Regions from separate parts of the Homo sapiens genome. Here region 1 is linked to region 2. Evidence: chromatin contacts called from ENCODE Hi-C or POLR2A ChIA-PET data. All regions are on one chromosome and are shown on one strand. Each heading gives the region's core, a stretch centred on a gene start or an enhancer-like site at or near the end of the contact. The rest is flanking DNA. Distances are from core to core; before and after follow the strand shown.

What was found. Hi-C counts contacts between places; a loop is a spot of excess contacts on that map. ChIA-PET counts read pairs that join two places held with the same protein, here RNA polymerase II (POLR2A). Pooled maps may share reads with other maps.
Region 1: a map of ascending aorta shows a loop between it and region 2 (2.8-fold over the local background). The contact joins two enhancer-like sites. A Hi-C loop is called at or near these places in 5 of 168 maps with a recorded cell type or tissue (K562, PC-3, aorta and 2 more) and 6 of 50 pooled maps. POLR2A ChIA-PET finds 5 or more read pairs at or near these places in 1 of 52 experiments (CD4-positive, alpha-beta memory T cell).

What each region holds. Positions count from the first base shown.
Region 1 is chr4:172,997,752-173,000,752 of GRCh38, forward strand. The region is part of intron 10 of GALNTL6 (polypeptide N-acetylgalactosaminyltransferase like 6); the gene reads left to right. Among named protein-coding and RNA genes, the nearest start is that of GALNT7, 170 kb to the right of the region's middle. Within about 2 kb of position 1,472, at least 6 of the 41 ENCODE cell types and tissues checked have a DNase peak (open chromatin) inside an H3K27ac peak, as active enhancers do; they include ascending aorta, where a contact is called at or near this core.
Region 2 is chr4:172,961,300-172,964,519 of GRCh38, forward strand. The region is part of intron 10 of GALNTL6 (polypeptide N-acetylgalactosaminyltransferase like 6); the gene reads left to right. Among named protein-coding and RNA genes, the nearest start is that of GALNT7, 210 kb to the right of the region's middle. Within about 2 kb of position 1,397, at least 7 of the 41 ENCODE cell types and tissues checked have a DNase peak (open chromatin) inside an H3K27ac peak, as active enhancers do; they include ascending aorta, where a contact is called at or near this core.

The DNA.
Region 1 (3,001 bases), core at 222-2,721, 37 kb after region 2:
TAAAAATGTATTGTGTTTGGGAGATGGACACCGTAAATACCCTGACTTGGTCACTATGCTTTATATGCATGTAATGGAATTTCTCATGTTCCCCATAAATTCACACAAGTAAAAAAGTTTTTGTTTTGATGCCAGACATGTTTCACAAATAATAAAATGCTTAGCTTCAAGTGGCAAGACATGGCTTTAGGAAAAGGTGATTTGAAGCAGAACACATATAAACCTAAGGGCCCTCTGATAATATTTCTGCTGTGGGCTCTTCTTTCTCTTGCATAATGTAAGCCAGCTTCTGAAATGAGTAGTCCCAACAAGTCCCAGGGCAAGAGAGAGATGCCAAAGCAATTACATTTATGGTAAATTCAGAAAAGGAAAATGTGCACAAGATAGGAAGAAAATCTCTGCAGGCATAATTTGAAGGAAAGGCACTAGGTGGTCTCTGCCAGCAGTCATTGGATGTGACTAGCATGGAGCAATTAGAGGTGGAATGGATCTGTTTAAGCAAAAATGGTGTGATGGCTATGAGGCAAAGCCTTAAATAGTGAAAAATCCTATAAGAATCACAAAAGCATTCCTAGTATGTTGCATTTATATGCTGCTTTTAATTTCTACAAGCACTTCACAATTTTTTTATCAGAGTCTCAAATGAATTATGTTAGGGCTTATATGTAATTCTATTCTCAAATATCCCTATCCCCAAAATGTTTATTTTAATTCTGCTTTTCTCCTGTATATATCATTCCCATCACTATCAAGCTTCTTGAAAGAGAAACTTCCATTTGTTGACTCTGTTCACCTTCCATTTTTTTCTCAGTCCTCTTGGCAATCTGTCTTCTACCTTCATTCATGAAACCACAGAAACTGTCCTTTGAAAGGTCTCTGGTGACTTCCTTATTGCCAAATCCAACAGCCTCTCCCTAGGCCTCCCCTACTGGATCCCTCTATGAAATTTGACACTGCAGCTCACCCCTCCCACCTTGAAACTCTTCTCCCAGGCTTCTTTATGATTTCTTCTTATTTTCTCCTTCTTATTTCTAGCTACACTTTCTTTGCTCACTTTCAAAAAAAGTCATTCCCTGGAGTTCCCCCCTCAATCTTCTCAAATTCATTTCTATTCTTTGCTTGAGTGAGATCATGTACTTCTATTATTTCAATTCTTACTCATACGTGGTTGCATCAGTCCAAGTCCAGCCAGAAGACAGAAATCACACCAGTAATTTGAATAGGGACATTTTAATATTAAAAAAAAAAAAAAAACGTTGGCTGGTAAAAGGGGTAAAAGAGGGCTCTAGGGAGTACTGAAGCAGCAACTCCAAAAAACAATAACTATCATTAGGGCTGAGGAATGTGAGCAAGGCAGGAACTTGGAAACTTAGAAGAACTCTCCAACTTTTCCCACGCCAAGGTTGAGATTCAGGCCTCATTTGATGTGGTGTGGCTGTCATATACATGCAGCTTGGTAGTGATAAAGAAACTTGCAGGACATAGCAGCTGCTGCTTATCTCTGAGGGCCACTCCTGCGAGGGCTGCTCTCTTCCACCCCACCCCACATGCCCATTTACTGGCTATCACATGGAAAAACTGTGCATGCGTGCGCACTCACACACACACACGAAAAACCTTCCTCCTGCTCAGCCCTTCCAGTGTCCTTCCAGCACCCTCTATTAGCAAAATTGTATCCACTGACAAAATTGTATCCACTGACAAAGGAGAAATATCTACAGGGTCCATCTTGAGAATCACAAACTAAGGCAAAAAAGGATTTGAAGTTGAAAGGCAAAATATTAGTAGAATATTAGCAAAATATTAGTAGAACAGTAGATAAGAGCATATACCCAAATAGGCATTTCTTACCCTGACCCATCTTCCAAATTTCAGACTTCTAGGTGTCTATATATAGATGTCCCAGAGACACCTCAAACTCAGCATGCCTTCTTTATTATACTCATGGAAACAGTTGTCAAGAGCTGTAATTTTTATTTAAAATGTCTAAACACATATCTTCTTTTGAATACATATTATATATATATATATATAATTTGGATATATTATTTGGATACATTCTATCATTAGTTCAGATTCTCATTGCCAATTAGAACTAGTACCCATTATGACAATTACATAACTCTCCACCTGTCTTTCTCATAATCACCAGAATTTACTGTCTAAAACAAGTTTTTGTTCTCAAAAACATTTAATGATCTTTTTGCCAACAGAACAAGGTCTAAATCCCTTATCTTGATATTTAAGACTCTTCACAAAATGGCACCAATACACTGCCCCAGTCTCATTTCTTACTACATCTTGATACTACTGCTACTACTACTATGAAACATTAACATCTATTGAGCACATAATATGGTCCATACACTAAAACAAATATATGTATAATCTCATTTAATACTCACATCACATTTATGAAGCATTATCCTTAATTTTAAGGAAAAAAACTGAGGCAAAAATAAGTTAAGTTAACTTGCTTAATGCCATGCAGCCCTACTAAATGGTGAAATCAAACTCTGGGCAGTCTAACTTCAGAATATGTGCATTTAACCACTACATTATATGTCTCCCGAAAAATAAATGAGAGTAGAAACACATTTAACAAATGGGTCTAAAGACTCATAAAAAACCACAAAATGTTACTGAAAGAAATTGCATATCTAAATAAATGGAAAAACATCCCATGTTCATGGATTTAAAAACGTGTTATTGTTAAATGGTGATACTACGCAAAGTGATCTACAGATTAGATGCAATCTATCAAAATCTAAATGGAATATTTTGTGAAAATAGAAAAACCCATCCTAAAATTTATATGGAATCTCAAAGGAACCTGAATAATGAAAACAATCTTGAACAAGAAAAACAAAGTTGGAGAACCCACATTTCCTAATTTCAAAACTTAATACAAAGCTACAGTAATCCAAAAAATGTGTGGTACAGGCATAAAGATAGACATATAGACCAAGGGAATCCAATAGATTGCCAAGAAATAAGCCCT
Region 2 (3,220 bases), core at 147-2,646:
GGTGCTTGCCCCCCCAGGAAAGTGGAGAAGGGGTAGAGAGAGAGAAGGGGTCGGGGGGTTCTTGCCTCCCAGAAAAGCAGAGAAGGTGTAGAGACATGGAGATAAGGGGTTGGGGGTTCTTGCCCCCCCAGAAAAGCGGTACTTGCTGCTAAGGGTGAAGGACCAAGGCAGGCGTCCCCACGTGGTCAGACGCCTCTGAAATGTGGGTGAATAATCAGGCAGGCATCCCCACGTGATTACACACTAAGGGAAGACTGTCTTCCCAAGTCCGTGACCGGCACCAGAGTTTTGGGTTCACGGGTAAAACGTGTCTCCTTTGTCTCTATCAGAAAAGGAAAGAAATTGAAATTAAGAGAAGGGAGAGATTGAAAGATGGTGCCAAGATTGAAAGGAGAAAGAGGTTGAGGGATAGTGAGAGAGGCTGGAGAAGAGAATAAAGAGAGGCTGCTTACCAGATTTTAAATTGGTGAGATGTTCCTTGGGCTGGTTGGTCTGAGGACCAGAGGTTGTAGGTGGATCTTTCTCATGGAACAAAGAGCAGGAAGACAGGGGATTGATCTCCCAAGGGAGGTCCCCCGATCTGAGTCATGGCACCAAATTTCACGCATGTCTGTGTGAAGAGACCACCAAACAAGCTTTGTGTGAGCAACAAGGCTGTTTATTTCACCAGGGTGCAGGTGGGCTGAGTCCGAAAAGAGAGTCAGCAAAGGGAGATGGGGTGGTGCCATTTTATAGGATTTGGGTAGGTAAAGGAAAATTACAGTCAAAGGGGAGGGTTGTTCTCTGGCTGGCAAGGGTGGGGGTCACAAGGTGCTCAGTGGGGGAGCTTTTGAGCCAGGATGAGCCAGGAAAATGAATTTCACCAGGTAATGTCATCAGTTAAGGCAGGAACAGGCCATTTTCACTTCTTTTGTGGTGGAATGTCATCAGTTAAGGCAGGAACTGGCCATCTGGATGTGTACGTGCAGGTCACAGGGGATATGATGGCTTAGCTTTGGCTCAGAGGCCTGACATTTACCACATTAACTGTGGTATATTTAATCAAGCTAAGTAATTAACATTAGTATAATACTATTAACTAAACAAGACTTTATTCAGATTTCACTAGTTTTTTTTGCTAACGTCCTTTTTCTGTTCCAGGATCCAATCCAGTATCTGAAAGAGCTTTTTAGTTTCCTATAAACTTTAAATTAATTGTCAGAATGGGCGGAGTTCCTAAATAAATGTAATAAGTCAATTATTATTTTAGTAAGAAAGTGAAAAGGAGAATGCAGACTCGGTGGTTCTTTTTAAGCATTTATGGGAAGGAACCACAAACCTCCAGCAATGTAAACACAAGATTCCTTTATGGGAGATCTGGGCCAAGAAGCAGGGCAACTCACCATTTTATGCACTTGTACTTGGAACAGTTTTCCACCTGCTTGTCTGCGCCAGCCTGATTCTGGGTAAACAATGACGTGCTTAGGCAATTTTTGGCTCTGGTACTTGGAACTCAGCTTGTAAAGGATATGTTACAGACCATAAACAGCCTATAAACCGCCACTCATTTCCCTGACAAATTCAGCTGGATTACTGCACTTGTCTCCTGGCTCATCTCCCTGCTTCTGCCTGCCGCGCTTCGGTTTATTCTCAACACAGTCCACTTAAAACAAACTGGAGACGAGGCCACCACTCCTCCATTCAAGCTTTCACTGGCTGCCATCTATTTCTAGGTAAAAATGAAAGTCCTTACCTATAAGATTCTAAACAATCTGACCCCTGTTGTGTCCCCTCCAACCTCCTCTCTGACTCCTCACCCCCTGGCTTCCTCCTCTCAGGGCCCACTGTCCTCGTCACCAGTCTTCACACAGGCCAGGTCAGTCTGACCTCAGCACCTTTGCATTTACTATTCCTGCAGCTTAGAATCCTCCAGTCTCAGAAATCATATGGCTCCCGCCCTTACTTCCTTCTGGTCCTCACTCAAAAATTCATCTTCTCAGTAAGGTCTTCCCTAGTCATCCTATCTAAAATTGCAACAACACCCACACACATCCACATGCATACTTAAACACTCCCTACTCCCTTTCCTCCTTTATTTTTCTCCCTAGCATCCATCACTATATAACAAGCCATGTAATTTATTTTTTTATCATGTTTCTCATCTATCTCTCCCACTAGAAAGTAAACTCGGTGACACAAGGATTTTGTTGGTTTGTTGTGTTGCTACTGCTCTTTCGCAGAAAGACATAGTGTCTAGCATATAGTAGGTGCTTCATAAATATTTGTTGAATGAATGAAAGATGAATGAATGGGGGATCCTGGCTCCCTGTTGTCCCACCTGCCATTCACAGCTTTGCCCACACACCTGTGTGTGTGAAGCCACCCCAGGGCACACTAGACAGTCACTCCCTCCATGGCCACACAAAGTCCACTTCTTTGGAAAGCTCGGCCAGAAAGGCAGTTTGAGTAATGACTCTCAGGTAACTGATTCTCATGAACAGTCGGGTCTGTGGTCCATTTGATAGTTAAACAAGTTACAAAATATTCCGTTCTGACATCCTATGGGGAAGAAGGAGAAACTCCAAAAGTTAAAAGCCTCTGTTCAGCAATTTCCAAACTCTGCCTACCAGCTTCCTACTTAAAAGGCAGAAGAGATTACAGTCATATCTGATATAGCAGTACTCTCCAGAAGTCATTCCATCCTCTGGTAGGCAAGGAGAGTGGGTAGAGTGGGGAGGTGATGAGTCCCAGAGAGAATAAATAGGATTCTGAACCATGGAATAAATTGAACAGCCCTCAGTGCTGTTCAAATAGAAGCAATGTGCTTTCCCCCATGCTATGTTGGATAGGGTAAGAACAGGTTTAAAGTGGAAAACTATTCTTAAACCACTCACATATGGAGTGCCTCTTTTTGTGTCAAGATGCTAAATGAAAGAAACTGAATTCCCTATTATTTTCGCCTTCTCCTCCTTAGAATTCATGAATTTGCTAAAGTCATTTAGAGTGCTCCTTTATAGTCTAAAAAGAAGAGTTCTGCAGAATTCTAAATATCATGTGTAAGAAGGAATAAAAGATGTAAAATAGACAAACGTGTCTTTTCCAACCAGTGCCATAAATTCTTTTAAGAAGTGTCTGCTTACTGTCCTCAATGTGCCAATCTGGGTACATCCATTTGTCACCTTGCGATTGTGCAAACTTTTTAAAAAATCTTTATTTTAAAAATTCATGTCAATACCGAACT